Linked DNA regions of Homo sapiens: region 1 is linked to region 2. Evidence: chromatin loops called from intact Hi-C (ENCODE). Cell type or tissue: PC-9. All regions are shown on one strand. Each heading gives the region's core, and the rest is flanking DNA. Links, peaks and the distances in the headings are about the cores only. Region 1 has its middle 24 kb from the start of ZNF892. Region 2 overlaps KCNIP3 (potassium voltage-gated channel interacting protein 3).

Region 1 (5,375 bases), core at 240-5,239, 83 kb after region 2:
GGCAGGACCTTCTCTGAAATGAAGGTCTTAGACCCACAATCAGATTAGAGTCCTGCCTTGGGCAGGTGAAAGAGGGATAGGAAAATGTCAGAGAGAGAAATTACTTTTCCTGGGTTCTTCTTCTAATCATAATAACCACTTTGTTTTTCTTTTGTTTCCAAATAAATGCTCCTCATTGAGCGCCTGACTGCTGGCGCCATATGGAGACCTCATCCAAATGGACACCTACTCCCACCTGCACCACTGCCTCCTGGAATAAGACACACATATTTCACAAAACTAGGAGGCTGAGGCAGAATTGCTTGAACCTGGGAGGCGGAGGTTGCAGTGAGCCGAGATCGCGCCTGCACTCCAGCCTGGGCAACAAGAGCGAGACTCCGTCTCAAAAAACAAAAAAAGACACACATATTTCACAAAACTGACCTATTCTCAAAATTAAGAAATGAGCCAGGCACAGTGGTTCATGTCTGTAATCCCAGCACTTTGGGAGGCCAAGGCAGGCAGATCACTTGAGCTTAGGAGTTCCAGACTAGCCTGCCCAACATGGTGAAACACCATTTCTACAAAAAATACAAAAATTAGCCCCCAAGACATTTCAAAGGAGTTGGGGGAAGTTTCAAAGGAGGGCCAGGCGTGGTGACTCATGCCTGTAATCCCAGCACTCTGGGAGGCCGAGGCAGGGAGATTGCTTGAATTTGACAGCAGTTTGGGCAACATAGCGAGATTTTTTTTTTTTTTTTTTTTTTTTTTTTGAGATGGAGTCTCGCTCTGTCGCCCAGGTTGGAGTGCAGTGGCGCGATCTCAGCTCACTGCAAGCTCCGCCTCCCGGTTTCACGCCATTCTCCTGCCTCAGCCTCCTGAGTAGCTGGGACTACAGGCGCCCACCACCACGCCCGGCTAATTTTTTGTATTTTTAGTAGAGATGCGGTTTCACCGTGTTAGCCAGGATGGTCTCCATCTCCTGACTTCGTGATCCACCCGCCTCGGCCTCCCAAAGTGCTGGGATTACAGGCGTGAGCCACCGCGCCCGGCCGAGATGTTTTTATTTTTTTCAAAAAATAGCCAGGTCTAGTGGCACGTGCCTGTAGTCCCAGCCACCCGGGAGGCTGAGGTGGGAGGATTGCTTGAGCCCCGGAGTTCTAAACCACAGTGAGCTATAATTGCACCACTGCACTCCAACCTGGGCGACAGAGTGAGAATCTGCCTCCAAAAAAAAAAAAGAAAAGGAAAAAATAAAATGTAAGTCTGGTGTGTATGTGTAAAACTAAAGCAAAAACAAAAAAACTAATTTGGAGTCCTTAAAGAAACTCTGGACAAAGGTGTGCTTCCAGAAAATAAAACCAGAGGCTCAGGAGGTGACCTGAAGTCGTCCCTCAGGAAAGTGCCTTTCAAAACCAATCAGGCAGGAAACAGGACATCCCACATAATGAGGCAAACTAACTAGGGAGCTAAACATAATTTCAGGTGCCTTTTGCCAAGAATTCAACAGGCCATTCAGCTCGCAAACCTGTACTTAGTACCCATTATGTGTCCTCCACCACACAACGAGCAAGAGGGAATGGAGGAATATTTCTGCAACTCTATTCCCTTAAATACATACATATACATACATGTATATATAGGTATATTCAAAGCAGTCTATATTAGCATTTAAAAGACCAGGGTACAAACATGTGCTAAGTAACGATGATAAAATAGAATCCTTTTCCTGTTGCTGTTGTTGCTGCTGTCCATAGACAAAGCCTCTAAAGAGACTGACCTCCTTACAGTGTGCTTTGAAGCAGATAGGCTGTAAGTGGAAGCTCCAATGTCACCAAGTACACTAGATGTACCAAGAGAGACAAACACTGAGCTGGGGAATCCACCCAAGATTTTAAAGAGATGAAGAACAAAATACTGTAATGGAAATGTTTGCCAAAATCTCTCTCCTATCATTCTGCTCAGCCACTAGGCTAGGAGTGTCCCAGGCGCCCTGCCTGGATTGTAGCCTGGAGTGGACTGTCTGGTCAGGCCAGCTGCCTTCTCACAAGCACTGGAATGTCACAATGCCCCTTGGTATCTGTTTCTTCTCCTGAAAAATTGGGATATTCATAGTCCCTACCTGCTAGACCAGAAATGATATCATGTATGTTCAACAATTAAAACAGTGCCTGATGCATGGTAAATGCTCAATACATGTGAATAATCATCAGTGAAGCCCAGGGCCCCCCGGTAAAATCGAAAGTCGCAGAAGTACGTCTCTGTGGAGGGAAATCATTTCCATGTTTCCAAACCCCTCCACAGGGAATCATGCCGCACACAAGTCTTCCATTTCGGGGAAGCTTACATGTTGGATTTGGGAGCTCTTCCTCCACCCAGCTTTCCATGGGGCCTCAGGCACAGTCTTTTGAATACCTGCAAATGTGACACATTTGTGCCCCAGATATAATTTTTGGAAAAAGATAAAAAATGTCCAGCTAAGCCTGGTGAATGAGTATGAGTCATAGTCTGCTCAAAGACCACTGATGATGACACAATAGCACCCGCTCTCCAGCTGCTCCAGAGAGCACCAGGGTCTCCTGAGAGCTGACCTTTCTCAGGCCCCTAGCTGATATGACACTGCCACCTGGTGAGGCTGAACGGAACTACAGGGAAGTTCTTGAAGCAAACAAATCCCTAAAAAAAAGTAAAACCAAAGCTGAGCCCCTGGATGACAGCCCTGAAGCTCAGTAATAGTACAGAGAACTCCAGTTTCCCCTTTTGCCAAATGTTCCCCTGGAGTTAAATTAACTTGATCTACTCAGCCAACTTCAAGCTTTTGCTAGGCAGTTAATATTTCTGTCCTTCCTTTTTGTTTTACACTTGGAGACATAATTTATACACACACTCTCGCATATTTATATGCATTTTAGGAAAATTTTATATACATTGCATATGTAAATCTTAACTGTACAATTTTGACAAACAGATACACAGTTGTATGCACACCCCAATCAGGATAAGGAATGTCATCGCCCTAGAAAGTTTGTTCTGCCCCTTCCCAGGCAGTCCCCCTCAAAGTAGCAGTGACTCTTCTACTTTCTGTCACTATAGATCAGTGCTGACTTTTCTAGAGTTTCATATAAATGAAATAATGTAATACGTACTGTAGTGTTCTGACTTCTTTCACTCAACATGAGGTTTTGAAATGAGCTCATTTGTTTTATTGTTGAGTAGTCCATTGTGTGAATACACTGTAATTTGTTTTTCTATTATACTGCTAATGGACATTTGGGCTGTTTCCAGTTGTGAAGAGCATTGCTAGGAACATGCTTGAAGAAGTCTTTTTGTGAACATATGTGTTCATTTCTCTCGGGCAAACATCCAGGAGTCAGATTGCTGGGTCAATGGGTATCTTTATAAGAAATTATCAAACCATTTTCCAAAGTGGTAGTAGCATTTTTATCTTCCCACCAGTAGTGTGAGACCTTCCTTATATTTTTTTAGGTTGGAAGGGGTCCAATTGTACATAAGCAGCAACATAAGTGCTAAGAAGCACTCACAGACACTATCGTGTCAGCACTGGGTGAAGTGGGCATTCTCTACAACTCCCCACACTTTAAAATGGAAATGCTGGATTAAAACATCATAAATCAGCTCATGAAAACATAAGAGCAACCCCCAGAGCTTTAAAAACACATAGTCATTCCTCACTAAAAGGAACCAAGGATCCTTGGCTGATTCCAGATTTGGTGCAAGGAAAGAACAAAGTGAGCCTGAAACCTCCATCCCATCGGAAGCAGGGAGGCACCCAGAGGCGGCGACGGAGGAGCCAGCGCGGGGGTCTGCCACTTCCCGTCTCACCATCGCTGAGTGCTGGGAGACAATGTTCCCAATGCAGACAGCTACCAGAGGACTTGCATTAAGAATACAGATAAAGAACTTCCGCAAAGCAACTTAAAAACACTGAATTTTTTTAAATGGATAAAAGATTCAGTCACTTTTAAAGAGAATATAACCAATATCCAATAAATACTTGAAAAAGTGATCAACATTAGTAATACTCAGAAAAATGAAAATTTATTTTATTTATTTATATTTCAAATTTTGGAGGGAACAGGTAGTGTTTGGTTACATGGATAAGTACCTTAGTGGTAATTTCTGAGGTTCTGGTGCACCCATCACACGAGCAGTGTACACTGTACCCAATGTGTAGTCTTTTATCCCTTATCTCCTTCCCACCCTTTCCCCCTGAGTCCTCAAAATCCATTATATCATTCTTATGTCTTTGCATCCTCATCGCTTAGCTCCCACTTATAAGTGAGAACATACAATGTTTGGTTTTCCATTCCTGAGTTACTTCGCTTAGAGTAATGGTCCCCAACTCCATCCAGGTTGCTGTGAATGCCATTATTTCATTCCTTTTATTCCATGGTATATATATATATATACCACAGAAAAATGAAAATTTAAACCAGTATGAAGAGACCACTGCACATAAGCCAGATGGTTAAAATGTAACAGACTAAAAGTACAAAGTGTTGACAAACTGGAACTCATGCCTAGCTGACAGAGGTGCTGTAAACTGGTAAAGTCAAAACCATTTGACATTATCTTCTAAAGCTAAACATCTGTCTGCTCTATGACTCAGGAATTCTACTCCTAGGTATATGTACCCAAGAGAAATGCATATGCTTACTAGGAATGTTCATAGCACTTATATTCATGAGAGCCCCCAAACTGGAAACAATTCAATTATCTATCAACAGTAGAATGAATAAACAAACTGTAGTATATTCCTACAGTGGAATACCACACCATCAGTGAAAAAGAACAACTGATACATACAGAATGGTTGAATCATACAAAATGTGGGGTAAGGAAGCCAGATACAAAGGAGTATATACTACAGGATCTTATTTAAATAATGTTCAAACAGATAAAACTAGTAGAGGAGATAGAAACCAAACCAGTGATCACCCACAGGGATGGGGAGGTGAGGCATTGGGACAATGAGGTGGGGTGGCGTGGGGTGGATTAACTGGGAAGGGAAGGGCATGGAGGAGCCTTCCAGCAGAATGAAAAGGGTCTGTATGGTTAGTTGTTACCTGGGTTTATAGACATGTAAAAATTCACCAAGCATATACTGAAGATCTATACATGTTACGAATGTTAACCCTCAATTAAAACTTTAAAAGGAATCCATGGACCCATAGTGATACCGTGAACCTGGAAAATCTGAGACAGGTCTCAGTTAATTTAGAAAGTTTATTTTGCCCTGGTTGAGGACATGCCCATGACACAGCCTCAGGAAGTCTTGACGACACATGCCCAAGGTGATCGGGGCACAGCTTAGTTTTACACATTTTAGGAAGACATGAGACATCAATCAATCTATTAAGAAGTACATTGGTCCG
Region 2 (5,375 bases), core at 309-5,308:
CCCACAGCCATGCTGGCACTCCTGCAGCCTCGGGCCAGGGCCGCACCCTGCCATCCTTGGGCCTGGCTTAATCCGCCCGACTCCTGCCCTCAGCTCTGCCCTGCCTGCCACTGTGCAGGCGGTACCCCCACAAGCCTGCTCCCTGACCTCCTCTGCCAGCCTCTCCTCAGCCTGACACTCAACACCTTTCTTTTTCTAGGACTCCCCACTCCTGGTCTGTCTGTCTGTCTCTGTCTCTCAAAAGCAGCGTCTCTCCTCTTGGTCTCAGCTTGTCCCCAGTGTCTTGGGCGCTCTGGGCCTGTCCTTCTCTCCTCTGCTTTCTGTCCCTGCTTCTGGCTCTCCCAGCCTTTCCGGGGACTGCCTGCCCCTCAGCCCAGAGCCCCGGGGCAGCCAGAGTGCACTCAGTCCTCCTGCCTTGGGTTTGCCTTCTCAGGTAGCCCCTGCCCCTGCCACAGGGCTGGCCCCTTCACCTGGTGCCTGGCCTCAGCCTCCAGGCCCCCGGAGCTCACTGTTCCTGGAGGCAGAAGGGCCCCTGCGGCTTCCTGGGCTGGGAGGCGTGGGGATGGGGTGGGCGTCACTCCTGAGCTCCCAGCACCAACAGAGGAGGTGACACTGGTGTGATTATCAGCTGAGGGTGTGATCTCACTGCAGAGGGGCCTCACCCGGGCCCCAGGGCTTCTCTGCAGCCAGACAGGGAACAGCCTGCTCTCACACAGTCCCCTGCCTAGGAGGCTCAGGGCCAGGGGCCCTGAGTAGGACGGGGGCATAGGTAGGGCCCTAGCCTTAGGCTGTCTCTTGACCTCTGACCTCTATCCACTGGCCTCATCCCTCAGCCCTGCTGTGCCTCTCTAAAATGCAGAAGGGGAAGTGGGAAGCGGTTCCTCTGCTGAGGAGCAGAAGGGAGAGCCAAATTCATGACTGGAGCTGACCAACCCCCTGCCCTCCACATTTTTGAGCACTTAGCAATAAATAAAGGCGATAACAGCCAGGCAGCTTGCTAAGGTCTTTCTGGGTGCCAGTGAGTGCCTTCAGTCATCAAAACAACCCTGCAAGCCACATGTGGCTGAGAATGCCAGTTCTGTATTCATTCTTCCTGAGTTTCACCAGCAGGGTTCAGATGCTGTTGGAGATGGAAATGCGCCCAGCTGAAAACTCCACCATTCCCCTGCCTTCCTCGCAGTGAGGGCAGCTTATCTCTGGCCAGTGGAATGGAAGCATCTGTCTTCCAGAGACTTCTGTGAGTGCTGCCTTCCTGACATGGGGACCACCACTCTCCGCTTCCACCTGGGTTCTCCTTCCTGTTGCCTGAAATGAGGCTGTGTGGGCTGCAAAGCAACCACATTGCCACAGTGAGGGGAACGGTAGAAGAACCCAAGACATTGACACTGACGTCCCCCAGCTGCCAAACTAGTGCCAGCCACCGCCTCACCCCATGTTTCCCATATAGGAGCCGATGCACCTGTCTTGATCAAGCCACTGTTATTTGGGGTTTCTGTTATATGCAAGTTCAGGCAAGCCAAGGGATCCCTTGCAGAGGGAAAGACGAGCTGCTGCGCCTCGCACCCCTGCCAGTAAAGGAAGGTGCGGTGCCCGGCGGGCCTCCTGTGCACCACAGTTAAATGTGCGGCTCAGAGGCTGTTCCGCAGGTGCAGGCCAAGTACAAGCAGTGCTGCCCCTTGGGCCTAATGACCCAGAACATTCAATGACACACGATGAGTCTAAGGCAAGTTGGAATGCTCTACGGGGCCATGGCAGGCCCCCAGAGGGGAAATCTGTGGTCTCTTGGGTTTTGAGCAATGCCAAAAATCTCTCCTGTTGGCATTCAGCTAACTTCCCACTGCTGGGCTGCTGTGGGGGTGGAGCGCCTGATGGTGAGAGAGACAGAGACAGAGAGACAGAGTAGGTGGCCATGAGCCCCGAAACACCCAACAGCAATCGAGTATCAACCTCTCGCCCAGCCCCACTGGTATCTGCATGTGCACACAGTGCTCTGTCGTCATGCCCAGGTGCTGTGGATGGGGCCCGAGGCAGGGCAGGTCTGGAGGGCGCAGGGAGGCTGTACCTGCGGGGGCTGCGACTCCCACAGTACCTGCTGCATTGCCGCTTTCCCCACAGCCCACCCGCCCCCTACGGTCTCGAAGCCGTCTGAGGAGGAAAAACTTTCGGAGGTGACTTATAGACAGAGCTGCAAGAAATGTTGGCCCCAACTCTAGGTGACACTGAGGCCCACCTAGGGGAAGGACGTGGAGAAGGGACATCTTCCTGGTACATGTGTTGCCCACATTGTCTGAAGAAGAGAGGGCCGAAGGCACAGGTTTACACTGATTCATGGATGGCTGTTAACCATTAGTTCAGGGGTCAGGGAGGTGGAGGGGCAGGATCGGGGGAGTAAGGGCTGGGAGGCCTGGGGAGGAACCACCCGGAGTGTGGGACAGCAAGTGCTTCACAAGTGCCCTCCAAGGGGCGCTGGGGCCGAGGAGGCACTGGACGATCAGGTGGGCCAGTGGTCCCCTCTGTGCACCTCACAGCCTCTGTTCCTGGCTCCTCTGGCATTTGCTTGAGAACGAAACACCGTAGATTCAATAAAAGAACTTCTCCCTGGGCCGATCAGGCTGCAGCTGCAGTTCAGTGCCCAGCCAGCCACCAGGTGGCAGGTCAGCCACTCTGCATCCCTGCCATCACTCTGGGGCTCCCATTATCCTCATGGGAGTGATGGTCACTCTGGGTGTGACCTTCCCTCTGGCCTGCCCTGGTGCTGCCAGCACCTCCCCCATCACGGTGCCTCCACGCCATAGATCCCAAGCAACAGACTCATTTCACCACGGAATAGAGCGGTGTGACCAAAGACCAGGGCTCACAGGCTCCCGTCCCCGTCCTGTGCCCACCCCCAGAGGCAGCTGGCCTCACAGAACAGTGATGAGACCCGCTGAAGACTGGTTCTGGCAGCCGTTGCGGGTTCCAGGGCTGCCCTGTCGGGTGCCAGTGACACTGCTGGATGTGCTGCCTCTCCCCCAGCCAGAAGAACAAGCCCGGAGCCCGGGAAAACACGCAAAGGCCCCTCCCTCATCCAGTGCCTGCTCACCGCACCTCTGCTGCTCCTCACCAATACTCCAGGCTCTGGATTAGAGGCTTTAAATTCCCATGGGAGAATGGGTCCCCAGCAGGAGGCAGCAGGGGTTCTGCTAAACTGGAAGCTGGGACGGCCGCCTGGCCATGCTGGGCCCCTCACACCACTCAGACCAACTGGCATCAAGGGCCATCGGCCAGTGAATGACCCTATTATCGAGGGGAGCAGGGAGGACTCTGCTTCAAATCCAGTGAATTCTCCAGGGAGCCTAGCAACACTGCCAGTTACAGTGATGAAAGTCAGTGGGGGCTTCTAGCAACCCCAATGAGGCAGGACCACCCAGGACTCAGATCCCTCAGGAATGGGGGTTTGGATCACTCCACCAAGGACTCAGCCACATCTTTGTGGCTTTAATCCATCTTTAATCCATCTTTGTGGTGGATTAAAGATGGCCACAGATGTCATACTACAACCCCATGGAAAGGGGTTAATTCTCAGAAATCCTTGAAAATTTGCACTGATCTGACATCTCACTTTGATATCATGTATCTTGATGCTTCATGATGTCAATTGTATCCTGTATCTTCAAATACGCGAAAATTCTGTTTATAGATCTTTACGTATTAGAGACGAGTTAACTCACCTTTTGTTCCGATGCCTTTCTGCTACCCCTCTTTCCCAGGAGCACTGGTGGTGGTGTCTTTATGATTTTACGTGGGGTTGCCATGGCACCCCGGGGAGAATGAGCATCTCCCTGGGATGCATCGGCGACTGAGGAGGATGTGGGTCTTCTCTCTGGGGGAGGGGCATGTGCATGCGTGTGTGTAAGTATGCGTGTGTGTGTGCTCATGTGTGTGTGTATGTGTGTGTGCTTGTGTGTGTATGTGTGTGTGTGTGTATGTGTGTGTGTGTGTGTGAGGAATGGCTGCACCGTGTCACACAGAAGCGTGCAGCAGCTGCTAGAGCGTTCCTGCCAGAGTGGTCCAGGATGCCAGGCATCTCCCAAGGCGCTAGGTGGGGCCCTGGCTTCGTCCCATTCAGACCTCGTTCTCTGGTCCTCCGGAGTTTCTGTGAACTTCCTGAGGCCTGGAGCCCACCCTGTTTCGGTTGTCTGCAGCTGGGACCCCAGGTTATTTGTGGGTGACATTATTATTCCAGTTGAAGAAACCCAAGTCCCACAGCCCTTGTGGGCATCAAACTTGAGAAACAGGTCTGTCCAGTTGTGGCACTGGCCATGCCTCTGGAGAGGCATCCTGCAGGGAGAGGCTTTAGATGCAGGGGAGGCATGCAGGGCAGGCCAGAGTCCCAGCTTCCGGGTCATGGAAGAGGGTCCAAGGAGCTTCTAGGCTGAGGATGGGGCGCCTCTCCTGGGTAGGGTGGGGCCAGGCTGCCTGTGCTCTGAGTCTCCTGGGCTCCCCTCTTAGAGGCCCCACTGCTGGCCACCTCCTGACTCCATCCTGGGGTCTTCACACCCAGAATTGGCCACCCAGGGCCCAGCCACAGATGCTCTAGCCCTTGCCCACTGTCTCCAGGACCCTGGGTCCTGTCCACTCCTTGCCGACGTTCTACCTCACCCAAGCCTCCAGGACTCCCAGGCTGGGCCTTGGCTTTCACTCCCAGCTGTTCCCGACATGTGTCTCTGGCCCCACTTCTGCTGAATGGAAAAACCCCAGTACAAGGGCACAGTGTCTGGGCCGCCCCCCTCCCACAGGACCCCAAGGCTCAGGACACCGTGCTGGGCCTCGCAGAGCACACAGTGGGGCTGCACTGAATGGGCCCCATTGTTCTTTGCACCCAGAGCCTGTGCCAGCTCCCAAAGAGGGGGGATGCCTCATCTGCACACCGCGCAGCACTTCACACGTGCACAAAGCCCTCAGTGTGACCACACCAGCCCGGCCTCCTTGCGGGACACACACGGGACGTGTTTGGACTGAAGAGAGGAGACCCGGGAGCTATGGCCAAGGGAGACAAAGGGCACATTGGAGTCCCGGCTCCTCTGTCCGTGAGGTCCCTGGGCTCCCTCGTCCCTCAGCTCCCACCAAAGACGCTCGTCAGGGTGGGCACCGTGGAGCTCTGGGCCCGAGCCTCCCCCACCCCAACCCCCGCTTCTTGTGCCATCTGCTGAGTCACGTGACCTCTCTGAGCTGCCATGGACGCTCTGGTAAATCAGGGTGATGAGCTCCACACTGCCTTCCTTGCACAATCAAATAGGCTCTTGGATGTGTCGTTCACATCTGCTCCCAGTGCCGGCACAAGGTCCGGTAAACACATCCATGCAGGGGAACAAACCCATCGCTGGTGCCCTGGC

The links. Hi-C counts contacts between places; a loop is a spot of excess contacts. Peaks named below come from ENCODE experiments on the same cell type or tissue, not always from the same donor. Only the 100,000 strongest peaks of a DNase experiment are listed, where the experiment ranks them.
Region 1: a loop joins it to region 2, with 24 times the contacts of the local background. A loop is called at or near these places in 51 of 110 quality-filtered maps.

What each region holds. Positions count from the first base shown.
Region 1 is chr2:95,229,050-95,234,424 of GRCh38, reverse strand. It overlaps a transcript of ZNF892 not described here. Among named protein-coding and RNA genes, the nearest start is that of ZNF892, 24 kb to the right of the region's middle. In PC-9, for the core only: CTCF peaks have their summits at 2,390 and 2,599 (motif pointing left); a DNase peak (open chromatin) is centred at 2,584.
Region 2 is chr2:95,312,525-95,317,899 of GRCh38, reverse strand. The region is part of intron 2 of KCNIP3 (potassium voltage-gated channel interacting protein 3); the gene reads right to left. Among named protein-coding and RNA genes, the nearest start is that of KCNIP3, 18 kb to the right of the region's middle. RefSeq lists an enhancer at 1,662-2,162. In PC-9, for the core only: CTCF peaks have their summits at 2,442 and 2,650 (motif pointing right); DNase peaks (open chromatin) are centred at 829, 1,729, 2,649 and 4,279; H3K4me3 peaks cover 602 bases; H3K27ac peaks cover 2,358 bases.